Linked DNA regions of Mus musculus: all the other regions are linked to region 7. A link is a loop called in an ENCODE intact Hi-C map of the cell type or tissue named here. Cell type or tissue: heart. All regions are shown on one strand.

What was found. Peaks named below come from ENCODE experiments on the same cell type or tissue, not always from the same donor. Only the 100,000 strongest peaks of a DNase experiment are listed, where the experiment ranks them.
Region 1: a loop joins it to region 7, with 6 times the contacts of the local background. A loop is called at or near these places in 24 of 42 quality-filtered maps.
Region 2: it touches region 7 in a loop (4-fold over the local background); 7 of 42 quality-filtered maps call a loop at or near these places.
Region 3: a loop joins it to region 7, with 4 times the contacts of the local background. A loop is called at or near these places in 17 of 42 quality-filtered maps.
Region 4: it touches region 7 in a loop (2.2-fold over the local background); 8 of 42 quality-filtered maps call a loop at or near these places.
Region 5: it touches region 7 in a loop (5-fold over the local background); 18 of 42 quality-filtered maps call a loop at or near these places.
Region 6: a loop joins it to region 7, with 10 times the contacts of the local background. A loop is called at or near these places in 27 of 42 quality-filtered maps.

Annotation. Positions count from the first base shown.
Region 1 is chr10:70,193,461-70,197,460 of GRCm38, reverse strand. No RefSeq gene overlaps it. Among named protein-coding and RNA genes, the nearest start is that of Mrln, 9.2 kb to the left of the region's middle. In heart, a CTCF peak has its summit at 1,513 (motif pointing left); DNase peaks (open chromatin) are centred at 590 and 1,960; H3K27ac peaks cover 406 bases.
Region 2 is chr10:70,094,782-70,098,781 of GRCm38, reverse strand. Ccdc6 (coiled-coil domain containing 6) reads right to left here and starts at 1,661. Exons shown (of 9, transcript NM_001111121.1): 1 at 1,201-1,661. The coding sequence starts at 1,482. It overlaps Gm51771 (a long non-coding RNA gene), which reads left to right. Exons shown (of 3, transcript XR_003948903.1): 3 at 3,932-4,000. In heart, CTCF peaks have their summits at 1,746 and 3,635; DNase peaks (open chromatin) are centred at 641, 1,211, 1,861 and 3,551; H3K4me3 peaks cover 4,000 bases; H3K27ac peaks cover 3,923 bases.
Region 3 is chr10:69,888,276-69,892,275 of GRCm38, reverse strand. The region is part of intron 16 of Ank3 (ankyrin 3, epithelial); the gene reads right to left. Among named protein-coding and RNA genes, the nearest start is that of Gm33416, 24 kb to the right of the region's middle. In heart, CTCF peaks have their summits at 2,090, 2,290 (motif pointing right) and 3,691; a DNase peak (open chromatin) is centred at 3,645; H3K4me3 peaks cover 398 bases; H3K27ac peaks cover 752 bases.
Region 4 is chr10:70,243,182-70,247,181 of GRCm38, reverse strand. It overlaps Slc16a9 (solute carrier family 16 (monocarboxylic acid transporters), member 9), which reads right to left and starts at 1,906. Exons shown (of 6, transcript NM_025807.3): 1 at 1,804-1,906. In heart, a CTCF peak has its summit at 2,133; a DNase peak (open chromatin) is centred at 2,061; H3K4me3 peaks cover 2,189 bases; H3K27ac peaks cover 1,367 bases; H3K27me3 peaks cover 896 bases.
Region 5 is chr10:69,652,959-69,656,958 of GRCm38, reverse strand. All of the region lies in intron 1 of Ank3 (ankyrin 3, epithelial), which reads right to left. Among named protein-coding and RNA genes, the nearest start is that of Gm33464, 92 kb to the right of the region's middle. In heart, CTCF peaks have their summits at 451 (motif pointing left) and 1,909 (motif pointing right); no DNase peak of the experiment used is centred here; H3K4me3 peaks cover 487 bases; H3K27ac peaks cover 1,369 bases.
Region 6 is chr10:69,868,208-69,872,207 of GRCm38, reverse strand. It overlaps Ank3 (ankyrin 3, epithelial), which reads right to left. Exons shown (of 43, transcript NM_146005.3): 10 at 1,009-1,206. Among named protein-coding and RNA genes, the nearest start is that of Gm33416, 3.8 kb to the right of the region's middle. In heart, no CTCF peak of the experiment used is centred here; DNase peaks (open chromatin) are centred at 1,027 and 1,677; H3K27ac peaks cover 302 bases.
Region 7 is chr10:70,294,908-70,298,907 of GRCm38, reverse strand. The region is part of intron 2 of Gm40687 (a long non-coding RNA gene); the gene reads right to left. Among named protein-coding and RNA genes, the nearest start is that of Gm33704, 3.5 kb to the right of the region's middle. In heart, a CTCF peak has its summit at 1,893 (motif pointing right); a DNase peak (open chromatin) is centred at 1,917; H3K4me3 peaks cover 382 bases.

The DNA of each region.
Region 1 (4,000 bases), 100 kb after region 7:
AGCCAGCAGGACACCAAGTGTACCTCAGAGCCACAACATCAGAGGGCCGACCCCTCACCCTGCATCTCACCCAGACTTGTTTTCTTGTGGGGTTTATTTTGCTCATGAAATGGCTAAGATCACATGTTTCTGGAACTGTACCTGAGAGAGACATTTCCCACAGGGTCCTGAGACTCCCAAGGGAGTGCCAGTTTGCTGTGTGTCGCCTGTCACTTTCATTTCTGGCTTGCTCCTGGCCCGGAGCTGTGCTTGGGTGATGTGAGCTTCCCACATAAACCACTGCCTCCACCTGGCAGTGTCCAGAGAGAATCACCAAGCACCAAGGGTTACTGCATGTCCAGACTTCGTAACACCACGGTGTCCCTCGGTCATCTGTGAAGTTTATGCTTGAGAACAGCACGGTGAAGACACAAACCAACCAGCCACTCCCCCAGATGCAAAAACATCAAGCTCAAAGAAGTTTTAAGATTTTTTCTATTGGGCTGCACTCAGGGCCTTTCTCAGGCTCCTGCGGTCACATGTGGACGGTGGGCCAAGAGACGGACATGCTTGCTGGACAGTGGAGCCTCTACTGACCTCAGGCCAGATGTTCTGGGCAAAGCTCATGAGAGCCAACAGCTGACATCCAGGAACACAGTGATCTGGTTGTAGAACACAGACACTTAAAAACGAAATTATATGGGGCTGGAGAGATGGCTCAGCGGTTAAGAGCAGTGAGTGCTCTTCCAAAGGTCCTGAGTTCAAATCCCAGCAACCACATGGTGGCTCATGGCTATCTATAATAGGATCTGATGCCCTCTTCTAGTGTGTGTCTGAAGACAGCTACAGTGAGCGTACTTAGATGTAATAATTAATAAATCTTTAGACCTGAGCAAGTGGGGTTGACCGGAGTGAGCAGAGGTCCTGAATTCAATTCCCAGCAACCACATGATGGTTCATAACCATCTGTAGAGCTACAGTGTACTCATATACATAAAATAAATAAATCTTTAAAAATTAAAGGACAAAAATCACATACAAAATGAAGATGATCCTCAAACACAACACTTTTTAAAAAATTTATTCTTTTATTTTCTTTGAGACGGCGTCTCCTCTATTCCAGGCTGGCCTTTCATACACCAAGTACTGACCTTCTTGCCCGTCTCACCTTCTAGTGCTGGAACTGCAGGCAAGCACCACCACTTCTGGTTTGGGGGTGTGGGGAGAACCCAAGGCTGTGGGCACGCTAGATAAGTGCTCTACCCCTAAACTACGTCCCCAGCGTCTGTCTCTTCTCCTGTTCACCAGGATATTGATAGCGTAGGCAGCCACACGGTAAATAAAACGATGGAACGTGCAGCTTGAAGTCTCTCCTGAATTACACAGAAGAAACTGGCAGGCCATACAAATCAGGGCTGTTCTTACAGAGGTAACACGGAGATGGGGGTGGGGGTGGGGTGTCTCCCTGCACAGCCCTGGCTGGCCTGGAACTCACAGATGATCCTTTTGTCACTGCCTCCCTCTAGTGCTGGGATTAAAGGTATGCACCAGGAAACTCTGGAGAACCAGGACTTTTAAACAAGCTGGAGTTAGGATTTCTATAGAGCTGGACTCGTCTCCGTTCAGCCTTCTAAACCAAGAGACCCCATCTTGTAGACACATGGAACACATTAGACCAGTGGTTTTCAACCTTGCTAGTGCTAAAACACTTAAATTCAGTTCATGATGTGGTGACCTGTACTTTCTGATGGTTTTAGGCAACCCCTATGAAAGGGTTGCTGACCTCTGAAGGGGCTGCAGCCCATAGAACAGCTAACAGAACCCAGGAACACTGGTCCTACTTTGTAACTTGAGGTTCATTTATCAAGGTCCCCAGGGTACATTTTTCTTATTATCTGTACCAGTACGGGAACTTCTGGTATATGCCTCTCTCCAAGCCAGACTTTGAACTTCTGTTCCTGTTTTCTGTGAGCAAACACAAGAACTAGCTGTGCTGGGCTTCCGGTATTTATCACATGCCCTCTCCAAATAGCTCACAAACTCAGAAGCCTGCAGGTCTGTGCTTTAGCGACTACAGTGCTGAACAGAGGGGCTCGGAAGAGGATCGGGCACAAAGTCGGGGATGACCGCACAGCCTTCCAGTGTGTAACTCTTTCTAAAGAGACCAGGAGTCTTTTTTTGTTTTGGTTTGTCTTATTATTTGAATTAAAAAATGCAGCAGGGCGTGGTGGCGCACGCCTGTAATCCCAGCTACTTGAGAGGCTGAGACAAGAGGATCTCAAGTCCTGAAGTTCTGGGCAGTAGTGCGCTATGCAGATTGGGTGTCCGAACTAAGTTTAGCATCAATATGGCGACGTCCTGGGAGCGGGAGACCACCAGGTGGTCTAAGGCGTGTGTGTGTGTGTGTGTGTGTGTGTGTGAGAGAGAGAGAGAGAGAGAGAGAGAGAGAGAGAGAGAGAGAGAGAGAGAGAAAGAGAGAGAGAAAGAACCGGCCCAGGTAGGAAACAGAGCGGGTCAAAACTCCTGTACTGATCAGTAGTGGGATCGTGCCTGTGAATAGTCCCTGCAATCCAGCCTCTGGGGGACAACATAGCGAGACCCGTCTCTTTAAAAAAAAAAAAAAAAAAAAAAAAAGGAAGAAAAAAAGAAGAAAAATGCCTTCTAATTCTCCATCAATGCTCCAGGCCAAGTCAGGGGATGATTGATGGCTACCCGACACCCCAACTATCTGACTTTTTATGGTGTCATTCGCCGGAATCCCTCACGAAGCATTGCCACCTCACAGGACTCTGGAAACACAGAGAACCTGGATGTGGATGAAGAAACCTTCTGTCCAGGGTCACCTTTCTCCAACGGGTCAAAGGACCAGGTGGCTCTGCAGCGTCGTCGGCAGGTAGGGCAATCCTGAAGCTTGACTAAAGTCTCCCTTGGGAATTCCCACTGGGTACACACCACATAAGCAGCCAACTCGCTTGCCCTGGGCAGACTTCCTTTCTGCCACTGACCACTCCTTGGAGCCCCTCCCCCATCCAACTCGTGAAATTGGGACGGAGACTCCAACCACCTGTTCTGAACCCTGCCTAAAGGTCAATTCCTTTAGAAGTCTTCTCTGACCCAAGGCAAATTCTCGCATTTAAAAAAATGGGGGGGGGGGCAGGGTGGATTTAAACGACTTGACTCACTGAAATGGTTATCAGGAATTCCTGAAGACCATATTCCTTAAAGGATTCCACTCCTGTGTCCTGCCAACCGCAGCCTTACCAAAACGCCACACACCCAACACATGGACACTGACCCCAAATATCCCTACACAGATCATCCCACATATTATTTTCCTGACCTACTGAAGCAATGCAGACATGAGTTGTATCAAGGTAGCCGCTGCTGCGATGCAAGCTGTCTTAAGTGAATAATTGCATTACCTTTTATTGATTTTGTGTATGTATGTACTGAAGGGCTGCGGAGGTCAGAGGACGCCTGCAGGAGTTGGCTCTCTCCTATCACAAGTCCAAGGGTTCAAACTCAGGTTGTCAGGCCTGCAGCAGACACATTTACTCTCTGGGAAATTTTACTAGCCCAAGGGTAAACTTTTCAATAAGTAGGAATACATTTTAAAATTTACCAATTACTACGTACAAATGATGAGTGATGTTTACACAAGGTTGATGTCAAAGACTGATCCATACCAGGCTACGTACATGACCAACTACAGCATTTCATGACAGCCTTGCTGCCAAGGTCACTGTAATCCTCTGGGACTCATCATCATCCCTGAAATGTCCTATGGCATGTGCCAGTGCATATTGGTCCACGTGAGACATTTTGGGAGTGTAGCTTCCATTTTATAACCCCTTGGGTTTAACTGTTTGAATTTGAAAACACAGTTCAATTACAAGTTCAACATCAGGGTGGGTAGCCAGTGGACCCGGGTTCAATTCCCAGCATCCACATGATAACTCACAACCACGTGTAATTGCAGGTGTGAGAGACCCAATGCCCTCTTCTGGCTACCGCATGCACG
Region 2 (4,000 bases), 200 kb after region 7:
ACCGGCTAGCTACACAAACCAAGGCAGCCATATAGAAGCCACAGGGCACACACACACACACATATCACTTTTTCTTGGCACAAGGGCAGCTTAAATTTGTCCCGTTCTCGTCTCCAGGATATGATCCCTGACCCACCACCAAATCTCTTTTTCTCCACTGGAAGGGTTTCATCTAATCAGCTGTGTGCAAGCGGCTCTGGCAATTTATCCTCCTTGATTCCTTGACATTTTCTTTCCGTGCTGCTGGCTGGGAAACTGTTTTGATCTGAATAGGGTTGTCTGTGGGGGATTCTGCATGTTAATGATGTAGAGTTGGCAAGGATGGGAGGTGAGAGCACAACGCGTACTTTTTCTAGTTACGTTTCGCCTCATCACCGCTACGGGGGCCTTTCCACTCGGCTACACCAGGAGGCTGATCTCAGACTAATCTTACCCTCTTCCAGGGGAGCCTCGAGGGGCCAGGTAGAAACAGAACAGATGGCCTGTGTTCCCGTCAAGTACCTAGACTCACAGGCAAGTACTCCTAAGACTCTCGAACCAATGAAGGAGACGCACGTACATCCTTGCTCAGCCAGGCAGTCCCAGCGGCCACCCTCCATCCTGGTTTCAAGCTCCAACCCTGTCCCAGCCAGCGCCAGACGTTACACTCCCCACTACTCTGTACCCGCCCACCCTCCGGGCCCAAAAGGACAGTGATTCCGAACGGGGTGCTGGTGTAGCCTCAGTGCCCGCCCTTCCCTTTCCATCCTGGCCAGAAAACTCCACTTCCCGGATTCCGGGCCACTCTCTCCCTCCCCCAGCGCCGGCGATCCAGCAAAGCGCCGTCCTCCTGCCAACTGGGGACCCAGCCCAGTGGCACACCCCGTCTCCCCAACTAACCCCTGGACAGACCCCAGCTTCGTCCACTCACGGGGGCTCCGGAGAGGGTGTCCCTCTATTCGGAGCCTTCAGGCACCCTAGGGTTGAGAAAGTCCCACCCCGCCCCCCCCCCAGCCACGCCGCCAGCCTCTAGCCCTGGCTCGGAGGGACCTCCACCCTAGGCGACGAGGGGACGTTGGGGAGTCTCCCTAGGCACCTCCAACACCTCAAGGGAGGGAGGGCGCTCGTGGCCCCAAGGCCCGCTCTCTGTGCCCGCAGGCCCGCAACCCCGCACGGGGGCGCGCACTCGGGGGTCCCCCCTGGTCCGCGGGGTGCACTCACGATGGTCACGCTGGCTTTGCGCAGGTCGCGGTTCTCCTCCTGCAGCGCCTTGCACTTGAGTTTGTAGGTCTCCAGCTCTATCTTGAGCACCTTGTTCTCCTGCTGCAGCGAGGCCAGGCGGTTGGTGAGCTCCTCCAGGCGGAACGGCGAGATGACAATGCCCCCCGACTTCCCGCCGCCGCCCCCGCCGCTGCCGCCCGAGGTCGCCGAGCAGGACGACTGCATGGCTGCCGGGCCGCCGCCCGCCGCGTCCGTGTCGCTCTCGCTCGCGCTGTCCGCCATGGCTGGGCGAGTGGGCGCGGGGAGCCGGGCGCCGAGGGCCGGGCGCGCGGCGAGTGGGCGCGCGGCGAGTGGGCGCGGGGCCGGGCGCGCGGCGGCGGCGGGGGAGCTGGGGAGCGGGGGAGCTCAGAGCGCGGCGCGGGCGGGCGGCAGGGCGCAGACGCGCGGCGGCGGCGGCGGAGAAAGAGAGGGCGCTTCCCGCGGCCGCGCGAGCTGCTCCGCCAGGGAACAGAGACCCCGCCCGGACTCGGGCAGTACTGCAGCGCCGGGACTCTGGCGCGCTCCGCGGGGCCGTCCCCGCAAAGCCCCAGCCCCAGCGCTCTCCTAGCAGCTGCACACAGACGCTCGAGCCCCCGCCGCCTCCCCGCGCACGTGCTCCCGCCCCGGAGGGTCCCCTGCGTCCCCGGGCCCCAGCCCCCCAACACACACACATACACCGCCGCGCCGCGCCGCCTCTTCCGGAGAAAGGCGGACCCCACGCAGCGCCAGCCCCGCAGGTGCCGGGACACGTGGGAGGGGCAGCCGGGCTCCTTGGGCCACCCCACCCTCCCACCCCCGCTCAGCTGGAGCCTGGCACCTTGGATCGGCGCCGGCGCGCGTGGATCTCCCCCAGGGTGCCCCGTGCAGACCGCGCTTGGGGCTGGGAACAGAAAGTTGCACTGCAGTGGGTCGAAAAAGAAGAGTATCTGTGTGTCTGTCTGTGTGTCTGTGTATCTATTTCTCTCCCTCTCTGTGTGTCTGTCTGTGTTGTGGCATGTCGGCAGCCACAGGTTAGCCTAGCTTGCCACAAGGCCCCGGTGCGTCCAGTTGTTTGAACCAGGCGCCACCCACCTTTTTCTCTTTACCTCCTGCAAAGACTCTGCACCGGTCACGGGGATAGGATTAAGAAACCAAGATTTGTCTAGTTAAAGAAACGGGAGCTTTATTTAATTTTTTTTTTTTTTTAATCTCAGAAGGGTTGAAACAAACTTCAAGTACCAATTTTCCAAAGTAACTGCAGGCACAATGCTAAACAAATAACCACGATTAAGTGAGGGGAACTGTATAACCATTATTATCCGCTGCTCTCCAACTCCTACAAAACTCCAGGAGCTAAAAAATAAAACCGTAATTACTACTGTAGAGAGCCCAGCTTCAAAGAATCAGAAATTCAAATACTGTTAGGCCCCTCCCTCTTAGGAGAGCTTGCTTGTAGGAAACAGGCCTAGCAGGTGAGAAGGGTCTAAACACTTCACCTCCTGATACAAAACAGCTTTCGTTTCTGGGGGAAAAAATGGAAAGTGAAACTAACCAGGCGGGCTTTATTATCCAAGTTTAGTCGACGGAAGAACAAACTCATGGAAACAAAATGCAAAATAAAGGGGTGCGGGATGAAAAGTGTTTTCTGGCTGTCAACTGTTTTATAGTTTTATAAAGCGCTTAGCCATGACTACATGGCTTTCCTGGCTCATAACCTTGTCTTTAAACCAAATTGGATCCAGTGGTTAGACATGTTTCGTCCCCACTGCTAAATAGGAACTGGTCTCACCTCGGAATAACTCTTAACCTGCCAGGGGTGAAACCTTGACCTCAGGTTTACCAAGATGGCTGCCTCTAGTCAACAACCCAGACATGCTAACTTCGGTGAGCCCTCCCACCCCCCAAGACGTCTCCTAGGTAGGCTTGAGTTTAGAGCTAGGAACACAGTCGGTGAAGCAAAATGTAACAATAAAAGTTAAAAATCCAGGGGAGTGCAGGAGAGCCTTTGGCTTTGCTCTCCAGCAGCAGAGCACCAGTGTAAATAATCCTCTGCTGAGGGAGCCACTTTGTCACTGAAGTTTACTTGGCTCCTTGACTTTTGCCATGTTGGGTCTGGGACAGGAGACACTCGGCTCCTTCGGTTACAGGACGCTTCTGGAAAAGCAGCTCGCGGGGTGAGATGGATGGGGTAAGGGGAGCACTGCCCGGGACTGGGGTTTAACTGCATTCTTTCCGCTTTATTCAGGGCAGTCTGGGGTGGGCGTGGCTTCCATACTTCACAAGTTTCTATTGTTCTTTTCTCACCCCACCTCCAGATTGCGGGGTTTGGAGGGCTTACAGCCCTTGGAGCATTCTCTCGGGAGTGAGGGGTGGGGACTAGCTCTCTCCGGTTTATCCCTAAAACTTACTGCCTTGGGAAGCCGACCTGCAGGCTTCCAGTCGGCAGAGGGGTGGAGTTTGAAGTGCCTGGTTTTCTTAAAGGGCCCGTGTCAGGCTAAGCTTGAGAACATCTTGGTCTTCCTTAGGGGAACTACAGTTTTGGCATGGTATCTGTAGTTAATCATCGGCTTGAGAAGATATTAGGAGAAAATTCTCATCTTCTCAAGCTTCCCTGCTGATACAGATGAGAATAAATTGGAGGATTCTTCTCCCCCATCCTGGTTTTTATTGTTACTGCAGAACAGAAGCTTACCTAATTTTCTACTTCTTGTAGAACTGATTCCCCTCATAAACAGACGATTTGTCACGACGCTGGTTCTGTAATAGCATTACAATGGAAACA
Region 3 (4,000 bases), 410 kb after region 7:
CATGCCGTGCGTCTCCCTTTCTTGTGGCTCTCTTTCACCATACGGAAAAACATGATGAAGTAAAGAAACTGCTAAACCAAATAGTCTCATTAGTGCAGTTCTGGGTTGGGAAAAGTGCAATTTAAAGTAACAGAGTTGGCATGCTGCTGGTTTCTGGAAAGGACATCTATAAAAGTAGGTGCTCAATAAATATTACCGCATTTAACTGGGGCTTCAGGAGTAAGCCATATGTTATCAAGGGGGCATGCTCAGAGCCATTCAAAACTCCATTCCTCAAATCAGTTTACTGTCTGTCTGTTTTGATTTGAAAGGTGTCCCAGTCTTCATGTGCTGGAAACCCTCCCACCCGAACCCCCTCCCCCATCAGTGGTGTTGGGAATGGGGACCTGTAAGTGATGGTAAGGATGCAGGAGGGTTTGTCCCCCAAGAGGCTCTTACAGCTGAGATGGAGGGAGGGGGCTGTGGAGGGAGGGGGTTATGGAGAGAATGAGCTTTTGAGAAGACGAGTTTAGCTCCCTGCCACTCTTTGTCCTTCCACTGTCTGCCATGGGATGACACACAAGACCCTTTCAGGATGTGAACTCCTCGATCGTGGCCTTCCCAGCCTCCAGAACAGTGAGAAGTCTCCTGTTCCTTATCAATATGGTGTCAGAGCAGCCCACAAAGAATGAAGACACCGTGTACTGCCTGCAAGCTGCAATCTTTAATCTTCATGGGAATTGTTTTTTTTTTTTTTTCCTCATTGATTCCTGATGGTCTGTCTGACCCTCTGTAGTCGATAGCCAGACCCATCGCCCTGCAGATATTGAGAGAGATTATTGTTTTGGGTTTCCCTGACTTGCCTCACTCATTCCACCAAGAACACTTTCCCATAGCCTGCCTACGAAGATAGCACAAGGCAGTCAAAAGCTCAACTCAAGGGCCATGCCCTCAGGGAACTCGGCTGCTTCTTTTTGCCTCTCACTTTCCAACACCCAGCCACCACTTTGTCTTTGACCCCTTTAACCCCAGTACTGGACATTTAGTGACATTCTTTCCTTTACATAGTTGTCTCTTCTTGCCACAGTTTGAAGCTATCTAGGGCACAGGCTATCTCCTCATAGCGTGTTTCAAAGTGACAGGCACGCATCGATTAAAGGAAGAAAGGAGACTCTGCAGTCAGAATTAGATGCTCCAATGCTCTCGGAATATTCAGCCACCCTTCCCTCAGATGGTCCTGATATTCTGCTATAGACAGAGACTCCTGTTAATGAGTTGGACCTCGGAAGACTTGAGTGTCTGACCTGAGAAAGTGCTTCTGGGACTTTATCATCTACAAGAAAGTCAAGATTGCACTGTGATACGGACACGAACTTGACCATAGCGAGTGGAAGTGAAGAGTGGAAATGTCACCTCTAGACTCCTCCGACTCGCCAAGTCAGGGCAGAAGGAGGTTTTATAATCCTATTTTTAGTCTTGACCTATTGCCATGTAGAAACACCAGCTTACCCTGAGAAACGTTTGGCCCTCTGACCAAATGCTCCGACACACCCTTCAGGGACTTAGGCCTCTGTAGTTCAGAGGAGCACTGGACTTGGCCCAAGGCTACAGTGTAAGACATGAGGGCAAGAGACAGTTCACTACCTACCAATCCCTCCATAAAAGAGAAAGTTCACAAAGCAGCATAAAAAGAGGAAGCAGGATTAGTCAACATGCCTAACTCTAACAGTGTGGGTGGTAAAGATGAGAGAAGTCCTTACCAGGAATCGTCTTTGTTTTTTACATTTATAAAGGACTATTCAGCTGAGCCCAGGTGTGGCGTTGCACGTGTGTAAGTGCAGCATTTGGAAAGACAAGGCCTGCCTGGGCTACATGGTGAGACCCGTCTCAAAAACAAAAGGCATCAATGAAAGAGAGAGAAGAGAAGGAAACAAAAAAAAAAGAAAAAAAAAAAGAAAAAGACCATGTGTTAGTCACTTCCCGTCCCCAACCAGGAAAGGGTTTGCTATCCTCTCAGACGTGACAATCTGCTGTCTTCTAACGTATCCCACAAATTCTAGGCCCTAAGGAACCATTTAAAATGCTCTAGCATCTCTACAATGTGTGTCATGCCAGACAAGATACACATTATTCTTTATGGTTCTCAACTATCCCAAGACTAAGACCCTGTGATACTGTTACTCATGTTGTGACACCCCCCCCCCCCAAAAACCATAAAATTATTTTCACTGCTACTTCGTGGCTGTAATTTTGCTACTGTTAGGAATCATAATATAAATATCTCACGTGTAGGATATCTGATGTGCGACCACCAGGGGTCGCTATCCACAGATTGAGACTCACAGCTTTTAAAGCTTATCCTGGTTCCATCGGAGGGACAAATTATAGTCTAAGGTAAGAGAACCAAGATTATTTCAGAGACTCCGAGGAAATCCTTTCAATAAGAGGCAAGGAATTTATCTGGAGCTTCCTAAACTCTGTTTTCAGGAAAGCAAAAGTGTGCTTGGTTCCTATCTCTCCTCAAGGAAGATGTACTAATTTGATAAACCAACCAGGGAGAGCCAATTATAGAATAATCCTTTAAAGTGTTTTTATCTTCTCAAAAAATATTTTAATTATGTGTATGTGTGAGCGCAGGTGCCCACAAAGACCAGAAGCTGTTCTTAAATCTGTTGGATCTTGAGTTATGAGGGCTTTGAGCTTCCTGGTGTGGTTGCTGGGACCCAAACTCTGGCCTCTGTAAGAGCAGTATACTTTGAACCACTGAGGCATCTCTGCAGCCCAATCAAAGCATGATCTTACATCTTTACTGCCTCACACTCTAAAACAAAGTATTTGTTTTTATTTTATGTGTATCAGTGTCTCCCTGCATGTATGGGTACCATGTATGTGCCTTGTGTGCCCAGAGGGCAGAAAAGAGCATTGATCCCTGAAACTGGAGTTGTAGATGGTTGTTAGCTATTATGTGGGTCCTGGGAATTGAGCCCAGGTCCTCTGCAAGAGTACAAGATACTCCTGACTGCTACACCATCTCTCAAATCTCACTTCCCGAGATTCTTGCTGAAGACGATATCTGTCACGTGAACCTATGCGAGTCACACTACAAACAATTATCAAAAGCAATAGATGGTATTTAAAACCCTACTGATAGTCCCCCACCATGCCCCCACCCCACAGATACGTAAAGTAAGAAGTATGACCAGTTACTACAGGCTCAAGTGTTGCTTTCTAATTAGCCTCTCAATTCTGCCAGCAACCAAGCCAGGCTTCTTTCTAGCATAGCTTCCTGTCTCTGGAGGCAGATTAGGTAAAAAATAGATCTTAGCATCCCATTATCCCTTAGCATATGTACTTTTTAGCATCCCAGTCACCTAAAGTCGCGCATCATGTTTCTAGGAAGTGTATAAGGTACCAGCGATTTTGAAAAGGGGGTGAAGAAGAAGGGTGTGCATAGAGGGAGCAGCTGGGGTGTTAATGGCACCCTATGAAACTCTGTCTACTGGCATTCAGAATCTGAACTTGCACTTGCGGGGGTGAAAATGGTAGATGATGTATGTATTCCTTTTATTGAAAGAAAACCGTGCCCAACTGAAAACTACATTTCCCAGCATCTCTTGCGTCAAAAGTAGCCAATGAGAAAGATCAGAAGTGGGTGGGGCTTCTGGGGAAGATCTGCAGTCCTGTGACCTTCCTGTTACTTTAAAAGAGGCAGAAGTGAGCTTTGTGTTTACTCCCTTAGTGCTGGAAAGAATTCAGCTGTTGAAAGCACTGTGTGGAGGATTGTTCCCCTAGCAGATAAGCCAGTCTGTCACTGAGATAACTGGTCTTTGATAACAAGTCTCTGGCTTGCAGTGCTTCAGGGACATCGGGACATAAACACTGGCCCAAGCAATGTGCCGCGATACCGAAGATCAATGTCCCATTAGAAAAGTTGATGCTTAATTGACTGTGGCCCCAGGTCAATGGAACATAACAGAGTTATTATTTACTGGTCCTGCTCTCTGACTACTGAGCAGTGAGT
Region 4 (4,000 bases), 52 kb after region 7:
ACTGCCGAACAGTGGTGGCGCACGTCTTTGATCCCAACACTTGGGAGGCAGAGGCAGGTGGATTTCTGAGTTTGAGGCCAGTCTGGTTTACAAATTGAGTTCCAGGACAGCCAGGACTACGCAGAGAAACCCTGTCTCAAAAAGCAAAACAAAACAAAACAAAAAACAGAAGAAGAAGAAGAAGAAGAAGAAGAAGAAGAAGAAGAAGAAGAGGAGGAGGAGGAGGAGGAGGAGGAGGAGGAGGAGGAGGAGGAGGAGGAGGAGGAGGAGGAGGAAAGAAAGGAAGGGAGGGAGGAAGGAAGGAAGGAAGGGAGGGAGGGAGGGAGGGAGGAAGGAAGGAAGGAAGGAAGGTAGGAAGAAAGGAAGAAAAGAAAAGAAAAGAAAAGAAAAGAAAAGAAAAAAATCCAGTCCAGAGTTCCTAATTTCACTCTTTGCCATCTTACCACGACCCTGAGGAGGAGGAGGAGGAGGAGGAGGAGGAGGAGGAGGAGGAGGAGGAGGAAAGAAAGAAAGAAAGAAAGAAAGAAAGAAAGAAAGAAAGAAAGAAAGAAAGAGAGAGAGAAAAGAAAGAAAAAAAATTTAAAAATCCAGTCCAGAGTTCCTAATGTCACTCTTTGCCATCTTACCACGCCCCTGGCCCTTTCTATAGAACCTTCATTAGAGACGAGTAGGATCCCTGTCTCTCCACTTACCCAAACACAGAAGGATGGGAAGCAAGGAAACCTGCTCTTCGGACATCGGCGGTGCTGAATATACAAGTTATTGCCAGTTGGCAGGTGAAAAGATTTTATTGTCTAATTTCTATTTGCTAGTCGAGGGTGGTTAATGGGTACCGACACTACTCTCTGCGCTCACAAAGTGTTTAACGGAGGCTGTAACCAATCGGCACACCCTTTCTTTCTCCAACCTAGCTCACTCCGTCTGTTGCCTAAGAGTATCTGAGTGGCCTCTGCTCTGCTCTGCTCTGCTCTAGGTGAACATGCCAATCTGGGCAAGTCAAGATGTCTAACTATTACCACTGAGCTGTAGCCCATCAGATGGGCCCAATGAGGCAAGTAAGATATCAACATAAATAATATGTAAATAATATCTGTAGTGTAAACACTGCCTAAACTTTCCGGATCATTTGTGCTGCATAGACCTGACATTCCAAGAACGAAGTAAAATCCCGACCTGATTGATGGTCAAGTTCCATGGCTTGCTGTTTCCCCTGAAGCCTCTGTGCATGGCTAAAACCAAAGAAGGGTTCCCTAGGCGAACCAGAGCTGAGGCATGCGCACCAAAATCCTTCTAAGTTTTGTTCAGGTGGCGGAGGAGCCGCCTGGCCGTTAGGCTCCTACACCCTGTAGCGCAGCCCGGGTGCTGCCCTGCCCGGAACCCAGCAGGATCTGCCCGCAACGTGAGCTGCTGTCCTTGCAGTTTACCAAACCTATGCGCCCCAGCCTGGATTCTCCCCAGCACCTGAGCCCACCTCCTCGGGAGCGGCCTTCTGGGAAGTGAGGACCCACTTGGGTCACACGTAGAAGGTATCCCAGGAGACTCATCTGGTGACATCCGAGCTCTCATCTCCCCCATTCTCCCTGCAAAAGGCAACCCTACGAGTATTTTTGCAGAGGCAGTTACTCTTTCTAGAAGAGGGTGCAGAGTGCTCCGCGGCGCTCTCAGGACGCTTTCAGCCCGGGCAGACCAGAAGCCGGCCGGTAGCTGTGCACCCGCGGGTGACAGCACCGCCTCCTTTCGGTGCAGTTTGCAGGGTGAGGGGACAGCTCCCGCCGGGACCTTCCCAGTTCCTGGGGTTTTTACCTGAGTCCCGGCCTCGGCTGGGGCCGCGGGCGCAGCTCCGGCCGCAGCTGCTGATCCGGGCCCTGCGCTGGGCGAGCAGTCCCGCTGCGCGCAATATACGGCCGCCGCCCTCTGCCCTCGGGACACATGGAGTGCAGCCCGCCCGGCCGGCTCCACCTTCCCCACCCCCACCGCCCACCCCGGGAAGTCACTCCCGGGGTGGTCCCACTCTCAGATCTCCTCTGCAGGGGCACCCTGGCCAGTCTGAACCGGCTGAGACTGCACGCCCGCTGGGGGAAGGAAGAGGAGGCGGAGGAGGAGGAGATGGAGGCGGTGGAAAAGCCGGCGGTAGGGGCGCTGCGTCTACACCCGTAGCTTAAGGCCCGGCTAGGAGTGGGGGGAGGGCCGGACCCGAGTCCCCTTGGTCTCCCGAAGCTCTCCCGCATACCCCCCGCCAAGCACCGTGTGCATTTGCGAGGAGCCTGTGTGGAACTGAATACAAGGGTCGCCTGCTCTCCCTGGCTTCCCTGGGTCGCTGGGAGCCTCCTGGCCAGAGCTGTACTCGTGGGCAGAGATCCCAGAGGAAAGCGAACTAGAAACCTAGAACTTTGTGAAGTTGGTACTCTTTGGCAGTAGGGAGTATAAGATGCCAAGGGCTTTCCTTTGGGACAACTCCGCGGGAAAGGCGGGTGTCCAGGAGGTCGAAGAGGGAGGGAGAAGTTATGTGAAGACCGTCAGGTGTCTTGAAGTAGAACCAGGCTGTCACTAGCTGTGGTGCAAAGCAACTCACGCTGGAGCTACCTACCATGCATGGCTCTCTGCGCTGTCACCGAAGCCCACTGCAGAAAACTTTAGGGTTCCAGGGGCTAACGAATGTGTGGACACCGTTCGCTCCAGGGATATGTCTGCAATGTGGCGTGTGCTCACCCTCTGCCCCATTAACTTTCTGTCTGTTGAATTCTTGAAGAGAACTATGTCTATCTAACAGCGTGAGAATTCCCTTCATACCACGCAAAGCCTGCGTTCTTAGGCGGCAAGGACTACCTCCTGCAAAGTTAAGAGTTGAGCCACCTAGGTCTTTTCAGCTTATTTCCTTATCTATGATATTTTCAGAATCTTGCCTGCATCGTGGAGAGTGGGGGAGGGTTGAGAAGTCAGAAAAGGTACGGAATCTGGCCATGCCCACCACCCTGAGAAGTGGCTTTAGCGCTTCTCTCCAACACCCCCTTTCTATTCAGGTTATGGAGAAGTCCTCTCAAACATATTATTCTTGTCCCCGGAGAGAGCTTACTTGCCACCCCCAGCACCCAAGTATAACTAAGCATGACTGCAGCTGCTGTCAAAACCATAGCACCAAAGAGGTAGAGGCTACCCTTATTAGAAAGCTCCGGGTCTCACTTAGAGACCCTCTCTTCAAAACCAAGGTGGACTGTTGCTGAGAAACACACACACAGACACACACACACACACACACACTCAAAGTGGAAGAAAAATCAGAAAAATACTTAATAGTAACAGTAGCCCACTGTGGTGATTCACACCTATACCCAATTGAAGAGGCAGATCGCTGGGAGTTCAGGTCCATCCTGGGCTACATAATGAATTTTAGGCTAGCCTGGGCTACAGAGACCTCATCTGAAAAGAAACACTACCAATTAAAAACAATAACAAAACAGTGCCCATGGAAGGCAGGTAGTATCCAAACAAACAAAAACCTTATGGGAGGAAAAAGAAAGGAAAAGCTGTCAGCATCCTAAAAATGTGTTTGTGAAGAAGAAAGGGGCTCTGTATCCACTCCCGATGGTGGTCTCATTTAGAACGGATGACTTGTGTTCACTCACGGTATCTACAGCTGCCTGAAAACCTATCTCATCTCCCCCTCTGTGCTTCAGGAACAGGTACTTTGGAAAGCTTTCCTTGATCTGCATAGATTCCAGCTGCCAGAGTACATGCGGATGCCCTCACGTGCAGATCAAACAAGTTACTGTCTGTGAAACTGTTTGGGAAACCCTGCCTATTTGCATCCTCAGCTGTGTGAAATCAGCACAGGCTGTTTGTTCCCTTCTGCTCCCAGTGTCTCTTAACAGTAAGTGGGAGGGGCCTGTCTACTCAGGCCAGTTCATGCCCGTCCATACAGAATGAAGGAGTGTCCTTATGCAACGGCAAGGTTCCTGCTTTACTGTGAAACAGAACCCTGAGGGCTAGACTCAAGCAATGG
Region 5 (4,000 bases), 640 kb after region 7:
AACGCGTGGGTTCCGCAACACACAGCAGTACTCTGAATTCATACAGAATAAATGGAGCTTCTCCCTCTGGCTCTCTGTTAAAAGGTAGAATTGTGCAATGTGGCCCGAATTCCTGTATCTGGCATTCCCTCCCCCTCTCTTCTCTCTTCTCTCTTCCCTCTCTCCCTCTCCCTCTCTTTCTCCCTCTCCCTCCCTCCCTTTCTCTCTCTCCTCTCTCTTCCCATGCCTCTCTGCCTCCTCCCCTTCTTCCTCCCCCCCCCCCCCCAGCAATTCCCTGGACAGAACTCCTATTAAAGGATGTTCAGTTCTTAACAGAATGCTGAAAATAGTGGGAACTGACGTATATAAACAGCCCATAAGTGTCAGTACCCATTTGTAAGTGCAGCAAGAAATCTAAATTCCTGTCCAGTCCAGTCTCCCTGCTGTCTGTAACACTGCCCCCTAGTGTTTGCAAAAGTGCATGGCCAATGACTTGCTAGCTCTGAACTGTATTTGGTAAGCTTCAAAACTCTAAGCATGTATGACGATATGCCCACTTTTGCTTTCTCTATCATGTGAGATTTACTCTCTTTTCCTGTCCTTTGTGGCCACTGGTTTATTCTCATTCGGAAAAAAATCTTCAGAGATGTGTCTAAAACCGTATTAATTAGAAAGTTTCAACTTGCAATGACTTTCTAGAGCTGAGTTTGCCATTTTAAGCAATAAACACATTTTAATAGAAAAATGTCCCAGATAGTTGCCATTGACATTGTATGTACTTTAAAAGAAAAGAAAAGAAGAGAAGAGAAGAGAAGAGAAGAGAAGAGAAGAGAAGAGAAGAGAAAAGAAAAGAAAAGAAAAGAAAAGAAAAGAAAAGAAAAGAAAAAGGAACCTAAAACAACCGCAGGAGGGGCTGGGAAGATGGCTCTATCAGTGAAGTGCTTCTTATAAAAGCTTGGGTCCCCAGAACCCAGGTAAAGGGGGCTACCACATGATTTAAGCACCTAGCCAGCCCCAGAGAAGCAGAGAGGGTAAATCCCTGGAGCAGAGTTTGCCTGTCAGTAGAGGCAGTCATCTGTGAGCCCTAGGTCAGTATGAAACCACACCCCAGAAATCAAGATGGAAGATTCCCATAGAATACAGCACTAAAGGTTGGTTTCTAGCATGCCCATGCAAGCACACACATCAGCACAAGATGAATGAAAACACACACATGCGTGCACACAGTTCAAAACAAAGCCTTTACAAGCTTCCCTAGTTTGGATGTGCACAGTCCGTATGAGTAGGCTTGGACCCTGGGGTAACAGTAGCTGGGGCTACTTCAGACCTTTAGGACACAGAGCACAAGGGGGGGGGGGTATCTCAGGTACTCAGGAATGTGTCCTGGCAATGGATTGTGGCAATTACTCTCTTTTGACTCTTGGGATGAGGGGAGTGGATCTGCTTTGCAATAAACCCCAATACGAGGTGCCACCCCATCCAGGCTTCAAATGCCAGAACAGTGACTGCAGGCTGGACTCTGGAGAGCTGTGAAGCTGACGTCACCTCCTCCTACTGATTGAGTGTCTCAGGTACACCACAGCGATAACTGGAGAACACAATGGCACTTTCTCTGTTGGACCTAGGCTTTTTATCATAAATTAAGGAGAGTATTCACATCTGTTTGTTTTGTTCCAAGACTCTGTGTCAAAGAATCATAACAAAAATATGCACCCTTGCTACATGCAAAAAATCCAAATGCCTTTAAACCAACCACAAACTTGTGCGTCACACTTCCAACAGAAAAAGGAGAAGCAGCTTGGCCAAGAACTGCTTGGAAATACACAGAGGCACAAAGTCGGTATCCCAGTGCCTACCCTTAGATTGCGCTTCCTCTGGAGTGAACGGTTTTCCTCTGTGTTTGGAATTTTAATGCAATTTCTTTTTGTTGCTAATTTACCATTGGCCACTAGGGGGAGCGGTTGTTCCTTTGATTCTTCGAGCATGCTATGAAAAGTAGTCTTGGATTTTCTTTATGAGGCTTAGTGTAACATAATTTTGAAAAGTAAACAACTAAAGGTCGTGGGCATCCACGGAGCCCTTGAAAGTCCTAATTTCGTGTTGTTTCCGTCAATCAAATAGCTGCTCTGCAGAAATCCCACATTGCTCATTTTTATGGCCATAAATTAGATTTCTGAAGCTTTGGAGGTGTGTACAAACATGTACATAAGCATACACGGTTTTGTATTTTATCTGTTTTAAAAATGAGTGTCTGCCATCATCATAACCATGTAACTGTAAAAGGAAGACACCTGGCCATGTTCCAGAGCTGGCTTTATCCTGTGACAAGCTTTGATTCTGCGGCAGGTCGGAAGATCCAGCTTATTAATACTTTGAGTCATAAGAAAAAGATGCATCTGAAACGCTTACATTTAAGAAAAGTCAGAACACAGTGCTTGGGACCTATAAGGTTCTAGTAAGTACTTCAGTTGACAGCAGGGATCTCTCCAGGGGAGGGGCTGGAGAGATGGTTCAGTGGTTAAGAACATTGACTGTCCTTCCAGAGGTCCTGAGTTCAACTCCCAGCAACCACATGGTGGCTCATAACCATCTGTAGTGGGATTTGATGCCCTCTTCTGGTGTGGCTGAAGATAGCAACTGTGTGCTTACGTGCATAAAATAAATAAAGCTCACTCCATCATAGAACCATTCCTAAGTCCTCACTGACAAATTGAAACTAAAATTCCTATTTGTACATCACACCAGCAGGGATCCCCAAATCTCTGTAGTTCCCCCTCAGGCAGGAACTTCTGCGTAACCCCCAGATGCAAGGTCCCCTCAACAGGGGACCATAGTAATTCTGCCTTTTTAGCTCAACTGAGTCATGAGGGAAGTTTCTACAGGAACCCAAGAGAGGGTCAGTCTTGTCTCCTGGGTCTGCCACCAGCACATTAATCGGGAACAGAACACGGCCACTGAAGACAGACAGCAGCTCTCTGGTGTCTCACTGGCTGGAAGAGGACTCAGAGACACAGGATGGGCTGTATGTTCAGAGTACGAAATGCAATCATTGGTATTTATCAGCAGTGTTGGTCTCCAGGAGCCACTTACTCTCTCAAAAGGACAACCTCTGTTCAGGGGAGCAACAGCAAGGGACGGCCAGGCAGCCTGGGACCTGCTGAGCACCCACTCTGAGAACACAGTAAACCCAGGGGCTTGGTGTCTTTATTCCCTAATCCTTCCTATACTTGGTTATTCATGTGGAGTTTTAAAATGTAAAGAGTTTTTCTACTTTGCAGCCATAAAAAAAGGCCAGTTTTTTAAAGGCACCCCCAACACACACACACACACACACACACACACCTTCTTTCTTAAAGAACAGAATAGGAAACATCTCTTTTCAAGCAGAAAACTATCTCATCTATCAGAATGGAATATGTGCATCCAATGGGTTAAAAAAAAATCATCTCTCAGAGCAGGCTCCATCATGCCCCGTGGCCACATTCCTCACCAGGGCCAGAACAGCCTCACTGGGACTAGGTTAGCACCCATCTGGGAGCACCTGGTATTTTTCACAAAAGCCACGAGCCTGTCTGTCTATTCCTGGGATTACTGCGGAGTCCTAGGAGTCCCAGATTGAAGACGGATTCCGAGACTTTCTGGCAACAATTGTCAGTTGAAAAGGACACTCAGTGACAGCTTTATCAAAATGCAATTGTTGACACTCCCCCTCCCCACCCACTCACTCTCCCTCCCTCCCTCCCTCCCTCCCTTCCTCCCTCCCTCCCCTCTCTTTGCTTGCTCTGCATTGCAGACCTTGCAGCTGACTAAGTCTCTCAAGCAGCATTGGCAAGACAGGTTTTTGAAGGCAGACCCAACCCAAAAGGTTGTTTGGGGCGGGGTGGGGTGGGGAGGGGGTATTACCTAGAGGAAAGAGATCAGACCCTCCTGCTGTTGCTGTGGGCAACCTCAATAAGAACATCTTTTTAAAAGGTGGAATGGAAGCCAGCAAGTACCTGGCAGCCAAGTGCCACTTAGACGC
Region 6 (4,000 bases), 430 kb after region 7:
GAAGCAGAAGCCTGCCAGGAAGGGTTGGCTGGAGTCAACCTATACCTCAAAATCACTAGTCAATCAACGTCTTCCCCGGGACTGGGCATTTTCGTTCTTTCTCTGAGTGCCTGGGCTTACTCTGAATGAAATGTCAACACTTTACTAGGGATTATTTATTTCAACCGTACTAAGGGTTATTTACTTTAACAATAGCAAGCATTGTCTTATTAAAAAACAAAACAACAACAAAGGTTAATATCATTTAAGCTCACAAATTCTTGGACAAATAGTATTATTATTTTTTAAGACAGGGTCTCACTATGTAGCTCTGGCTAGCCTGGGACTAGCCAGACCTGGCTGGCCTCAAACTCAGAGCTCTCCTGCTCTTGACATTATGCCCAGCTGTCTGTTTATATGCATGTATGTATAATGTATATATGTATGTATATGTGTGTATACATACATACACACACACATATACACATGCATGTATAAATGTATAATATATATGTACATACATACATATCATTCATACATATGTACATTATCATTATTTTTATCTGAAAGAAAGTCTCCTTCTGTAGATCAGGCTGATTTTGAACTCATAGTAATCCTCCTGACTCAGCCTTACAAGGGCTGGCAGTCATGTCTAGTTTGCTTCAAGATTCTATACGTCAGAAAGAAAACAACAAAACCCCTCTAACTGGAGGAATCATAACATTACCGCAGTGAGGTGAATGAAGCTGTTCAGGTCGGTCTTTTTTATAACCGTTTAATGTCAGGCTCTCTCTCAGGTAAGAGGAACCTGAGTGGGGCCCTGAAGAACCAGCCGTTTTGCACTGTCAGCTTTATTCCCACCAGCACAGGAGGCTTTGTCTACTCCCAAGGACATTTGGAAAGATTAACAAAGTACAGTGATTTAATGGGCATTCCGTCTTTGTCTCTGGAAGAGCAATCCCTCCACACGCGATGCATCATGTGCCGCTGGCAAGACCCTCGCTTGGGTTGGATGGCAGGACTACTCACCAGGGCTTTGGCATTGGGGCTAGCTTTCTTATCCAAAAGAACCTTGGCAACTTTGTAATGGCCGCAGTGGGCAGCCACATGGAGGGCAGTCAGGTAGTCGTTGGTGACGTCGTCCACGGGCACGTTGTGCTGGAGGAGGAGTTGGACGCAGTTTAAATGGTCTCCTTGTGTGGCCATGTGCAGTGGCGACAATCCATTCTGGAACACGGAAGGGGAAGAGGACTCATTGTTTTTGTTTTTTTGTTTTTTTTGTTTTTTTTTTTCTTTTTAGCTCAAATGAGGCAAATAACAGAACAAACAGGAACATGTTAAAAACTCTGATGCTTCATTTGGAAATACCTTACGATTTTAAAAGGCACTGACAATCCTTTTGAACGGCTCCTGCTTTAAAAAGAAAACTTTTCTTTCTTGTGTTAAAGAAAAAAAAATAGTCCAGGGTAGTTTCTTTCCCCAGTTTAAAACTTATATGGTTTGTACCAGGGGCCAGAAGTTACTATATTCCCAGTAGGATTTATCATTTAAAAATGCAAGAAAAAAAATAGTGAAAGCCAACTCCTAATCACTGGACTCTTGCTGTTTTTTTGCCCTTGCAGAACATTACCGAGCTTCAGAAACAAGACTACCCTGTGGCAGGGAAACCTTCATCCATTTCTAGAAGTCTGGCGCCCCCATGCGTCAGCAAGTAAAAGGAAGCCACTGACCCAGTGAAGAGTCCGCAGCTTAAATCATCCTGGCTTAATAATAGTCACGGGCAGCATGAAGATTGAAGATTTATTTCAAGATCTCAGAGAAGAAATGAATATAGGAGCCCTCAGGGTCCATCTCCAGCACTGAAGGGAAAATTGTGAAGAATGGCAGTCACCCCTCAGTGGTTGGATACGTGAATCAAGGCCAAGCAGGCTAACGTGAGTCCTTTCGAGCTTCTGTTACGTATGGAAGCAAAGTGGGAGAGCCCAGAGAGTCTCAGCAGGCTCATTTACCACAAGGGAGGTCTAAATTACCAATAGTATAATTTAGCACATTAAATAAGCCAAATAAGCCGTTTCCTCTATGATAACAACAAATTCTGTTTTCAAAAAATGTTGGGACGTGTGCCCAGGGGATCCAGGAACACCTGACTTTTCCAAGACCAGCTATCCCCCCTACATTTATTGTGGCATGAGAGGAAACATTCATAGACAAAGCAATGTGAAATCACTCAGCCATCTCACTACCACAAATGGCTACATATTTCAGATACCCATATTCCTTAAAGGCAAGAGATTTATGATAGTATTTTCCTATACTGCCTAGCGGAGTTATGCAGATAGAAAAGGGGATATAAGCGTAATAAATATTGAGATGAATTTAAACACTTGGGCAGCCATTGGGGAGTTGGAATGTTCCTGCCTCAAGCATTCTCCTCTATTATCCTGAACCAAAGGAGACACTAAAGGTGTCGCCAAGGGCTGGGGCATTTCCCATCTGACACTGCCCCACACAGATCCTCCCTCACTTCCACCAAATCCTCCTTTGCTTTATGTTTTCCTGTAGTCTTAGAGGAAGTGCAAAGTAAACAAATCTCAGAGAACACAGGACTTCTCGGAGCCTGCCAGTGGGAAACATTGTCAAAAACAAAAAGAGGCTCCATCCTAATGAGACTTAACAATCAATTTGATATACCTAGAGTTGCCCAAGCACGAATTCTCAACTGTAGGACTGTCCAAATCATCTTAGCCTGCGGGCATGTCTACAGGTGATTGTATTGATTGGCAACTGACATAGGAAGGCCCAGCCCTCTGTGGGTGGCACCATTCCCTAGGCAAGTGGGCCTGAGTGGTATGAGGAAGCTAGGTACACATAGGCCTGAGATAGCAAGCAAGCGGATGACCTAGAAGTGTAAGCCAAATAAACCTTTTCCTCTCCAAATGGCTTTTGGTCAGAATATTCTATCACAGCAGGAAAGTGGAAACTAGAACACTCACGAATGATGTATAGAATAATGATGTATGGCTGGAAAACTAACTCAGTGTCACAGGGAATGACAGAGAGACGAAGACAAAAAATTCAAGTGGCCCAACGGAAAGGGCTCATATTGGATATGGTGACTGAAGGATGGCTTCCGGAGTGATAGGCTTTCTTAGCTCAGCAATATAAAAAAGGCTTAAGGGATCAGACAGATTGCCTTAAAGCTAGGCTTACAACAATCTGTGACTTCTCTCTCAGTACAGATTATCTAGTGTCTTCATAAGTGCTGTGTACTAATCTAAGAACTTGGGCTGAACAAGAAAACGTTCTGACGTTCATTCTATCAACGAAAGCCAGGTAGCAAGCATGTACCAACAGCAGCAGAGAGGTTCTCTCTAAATGGTGTAAGGAGCACCGATGGGGAATGAACCCTGCCCAGATGACGCTGACTTAAAGACATGGTGAGCACAGGTAAGACAGACAATCAGAAAGGTCTGTTTGGTGGGTGGGCCAGGGATGTGGTGGAATTTGCAAAATGTGTGCCACACAATCTTCAGGACCTGAGTTTGATCCCCACATAAAAAGCCAGGCGCGGCAGCACGTGCCTGCCAAGGCATTGTAAGGACAGGTGAGAAGCTCTCTGGAGCTTGCTGGCCACCCAGCCCGGCTTTAGGAATGAGCTTCAGGCTCCCCGAGGGATCCTGGGCACATGCACACCTGTACGTGAGCATGCTGAATGAGGTTTAACAACCAGCCCTCTGAAATGACAAAGCTCTCAGGGCACCCCAGAGCTCAACGCCTAGGGTGTGTAGGCTCCTTGCTATGACCAATTTTAAGTTGCCCTTGTCACTGTTAAACATGGAAACAAGGAGAGAGATGCACATTTGGTTTTGTGAGCTGACATGAGGTTCCCCTAGACTGCGGGATTTGGAAAGGGCGGGCAGGCTTATCCTTCAAATCTTACACAGTGGTGGGGATGGATAATCAGAGTTTTAATATTTTAAATTAGCACAAACTGAGGGCCCGGTGTATGGACAGGCAAATA
Region 7 (4,000 bases):
CCCGGGAGATAGATGAGTATCTTTCTACATAGGGTCATGAAACAGGTCTTGGGAAAGGCTTTCTAGTATAGGTTAAGAGGACACAATTTAAAACAGATCTGCTTCTCCCCCACTCCCTGACCTGGCCACAGCCATACCTTCACCCCATCATTCAGCTTAGTACAACAGAGACCACCCAGCCTAGGTCAGATGGTTGTGAATGGTCACATGGGTGCTGGGAACCAACCCTGGGTCCTCTGAGAAGAGCGGCAAGTGGTCTTAACTGCCGGGCCATCCACCCTGCCCCATCTCCACCCGTTCCAGTGTCCTCTGTGAGGATGCCTTACTTGCCAGTGTTGAGTTCTGTGACTCACTGGCTGAGGCTGCCTCCGAGTCTGCTCCCGCACCAGGATGGGAACTTGCAAGTCCTGAGTTAGACATCTCAGCTCCCAACTTCTCTCCTGATGCCAGGACTAACAGAAGATCTTAGGTACTGTTCAGAAGCTCAATACCTTCTTCCCATAAACCTCTAGCCTCTGCCCCTCAGACATACGTACGTGTGTAGACGTATAGATGTGTAAAGCTACAGATGGTGCACAGACATCCGACCTCCTGAAGTGCCTCACGCTGACACACCCTCGCGGAGAAAGGACCAAATTCCGTCACTGGCTCCCATTGATGAACATCTCCCATAGAACCCACATAATGAGAACTTTTATGCTAAGGTTGGGATGTCAGGTAAAAGCTTAAATTGTTTCCCTACAAAATTGGACTTTAAAGGCTTTTGATGCCTTAACGGAAATGAAAAATACACTTAGGAACTCTAAGTGCTGGGGCCACCGGGTGGGAAGGACTTTGTATTTCTGAGGTACTCTATTTAGCAAGGCCTCCCAAAGCCACCGTGGCCATGGGGAAACTTCTGCTCTGGCAGCCATAAGCCTCAGTAAAAACTTGAAGCAAAGAGCAGACTCAGCTTCATGGGGTCATCTCTCCTGCAAGACCCGGCAAAGTCAGGGTCTGGGGCTGATTTTATTTCCAGTCTGAAATTGCAGGTGGCTTATGACTCAGGGGACAGGGGTGTGCAGCATACAGAAAAATCATTGAGGGAGAAGGAGGGGGCATGTGTTGCCCAGCTCTGTTGATGAAAACCACTGTTCCTGTCCCTTGTTGGAACATGATTGAGGAACCTTCTGTGTGTTCACACGTTGTCCCCATGCATAGAAGCCAGAGGAAAACTTGGGGTGTCATTACACAAGCGCCATCCATCCACCTTGTCTTCAGAGACAGGTCTCTCCTTGGCCCGGAACTCACCAAGTAAACTAGAGTGGCTGGCCAGCCAGTGGAATCGGCTTGTCTAAACCAACCCAGAGTTGGGACACCGATCCCCTGTGTGAGTTCTGTGGTTCAAACTCAGGCCCCCCAGCTGCAAGGCAAGTACTTGACTGACTGAGCCATCTCCCTAGCCCTCACACTCCTTCCTTGATACAGGGATTTCCAAGCATATAAGGCTTGGAATAAGACAATATTATTGTATTGTCAAGCATAGTAGGCTGCAACCAGCCTTATCAGACTTTATTATCTTTACATATTTGCTTATTTTTGTTGCTTGTTTGTTTTGGACTGGTCATGGCCAGAGCTAACTCCAATGGACAGACCACATACATTTAGGCTTAGGACAGGATTCTGTCTAAACGACAGAGGAGCAGCCTGGAATTTATGCTTCCTCTTTGTTCCGGCTGTAGTCACTACAGCGACTGAACTCTCCGCAGGCAGCTCGACCCCTAGGAGACGGTGCATATTCAGTAACAAATCTCATTTCCTCTCAGACTAAAGGCGATTACAAAAGCCAGCTGGTCCTTCCAGGCTGTTCTGCTAGGTGAGACCTAGATGCGGGAGGCCATTTTCGGATTTTTCACAAGTACCACAAGGTGGCGCAAGAGTACAGGGAATAACTCTTATGCATGCAGGGCTCGCCCTATGGAGAAGACCGAAGGCAAAGAAGCCCCCATCTCAGGTGGCTCGAAAAGAGGCCTGGGTAAGGCCTCAGCTCACTACGCATCTCCACCTATCCTCAGGAACCCAATGGCGCCTGTGTTCAGGAGCTCAAGGGTGCAAGTAAACTATGCCTGAGTCTTCAAGGAAGCTTTAAAGAGGGGTAAGGCTCAGCTTCCATGGCCAAGGCAGGGCTAACAGGCCAGGTAACTAATATAATTGCACCGGGAGCTGAGCCAGCTAATATGATTTTGGCACAACCTGCACACGTTAAAGGCTGGGAAGGTTGACAGAGGAGTGGGGGTGGGGCGGGAGTTGGGGGGCGGGGCACCAAATCCCCAGAAAGCTGGGAAGGGAGGGAGGGAGGGAGGGAGGGAGGGAGCGAGCCTTCCTCATAGGCCTGTGGGGAGGGGTCACCACATGTGGCCTCTCTGTGCTCTCTGGATTTTGAGATAGACTTTTAAAAAGTCAAAGTCTCTCATTAATCATCAATCTCATTAATTAGTCATATACTGATTACATGTTTAGCATTTTGTGCCTCTCAAGCAAGATGAAACAGCAAAATTAATTTCTCCTGTTTCTTTTCTTCTAAGAAAATGTCTCGCTGTATATTTGGTACATGTACCTTCTTCAGATGCTGCCATTCAATGGTGCTTGAGAAATACTGAAGTGCTTCTGGTCCACTGAGGAAAAATAGAGTCTTTAGTCCCTCGGCTCCCGTGTCCCGACTGCCTGCCTGAAGTCCTATCCAGTTAGGCTGGGGGCCTCTTGGTTCCCTGTGCCCATTCCAAGGTGCCCACAATGTCCTGGACCCCAAAGAGGTTGACATTCTTTTTATTGGGGGGGGGGGGTTCAAGACAGGGTTTCTCTGTATAGCCCTGGCTGTCCTGGAGCTCACTTTGTAGACCAGGCTGGCCTCGAACTCAGAAATCTGCCTGCCTTAACTCCCAAGTGCTGGAATTAAAGGCATGCGCCACCATGCCCTGCTGAGGTTGACATTCTTGGTGGTAGCAGCAGAGCCCTGAAGATAAATGTCAGGCTCTTGCTTGGGACGCCTTCCTTAACCTCCGAGGCTGCTGCAGAGGGAGTCGTCAGCTTTTCCTTGCTGGGATGAGATTCCTGAGAGAAATGATTTGGTAGCCTAACAGTTTCAGTGCCCTTGGCACCCTCCCTCAGACTACACAGGACACCCCTGGAGTGCACACTGCATTCTGGGACTCCACACAAAGCCCACCTCCAGTCCCAGCCTCTGCCTGGCACCTTGGACTCCTGGACTCTGCTAACCTCTCAAATTCAGAATGGCTTTCTCCAAGGAATACTGAGATGAGTGTCCTGGTCCTCGGGTTCCCCACCAGCAGCAACACCTTCAGGTTAGGCTACAGAATGCAGAAACGGTAACGAGGATCCCAAAGCTCATTTTCACACACACACACACACACACACACACACACACACACACATGAACTTTTTATCTGACAATTAAATTATAATTGAGCATCCTAGATTTTATCTGGCAAGCAACATAACATGCTGCTGTAATGTTGTAAACCAAGAGCCGCTCCGACTTCTCTCCCTGACTCCCACCTACACAATCAGCACCTTTAACATTTTCTCCTATATGAGATCCATATGCACCTGTGAAGAATATTCAAGGGGCTGGAGAGATGGCTCAGTGGTTAAGAGCACAGACTGCTCTTCCAAAGGTCCTGAGTTCAATTCCCAGCAACCACAGGGTGGCTCACAGCTGTCTACGATGGGATCCGATGCCCTCTTTTGGTGTGTCTGAGGACAGCAAGAGTATGCTCACGTACATAAAATAAATAAATAATTTTAAAGAAATATTCAAATGGTCAGAAGAAAATGAAGGGTAAGATTTCTCCTACAAGACGCAACCATTCCTTTAGTTTTCGTCTATATCATCCCCAAAACCAAAATGCATAAGTATGTGTATGTATTGCCACAATCCCTGCCCTGGAAGAGACACCAACAGCGTCTACCCCTTCTCCTAAGGTCCTGATGACAAACTGAA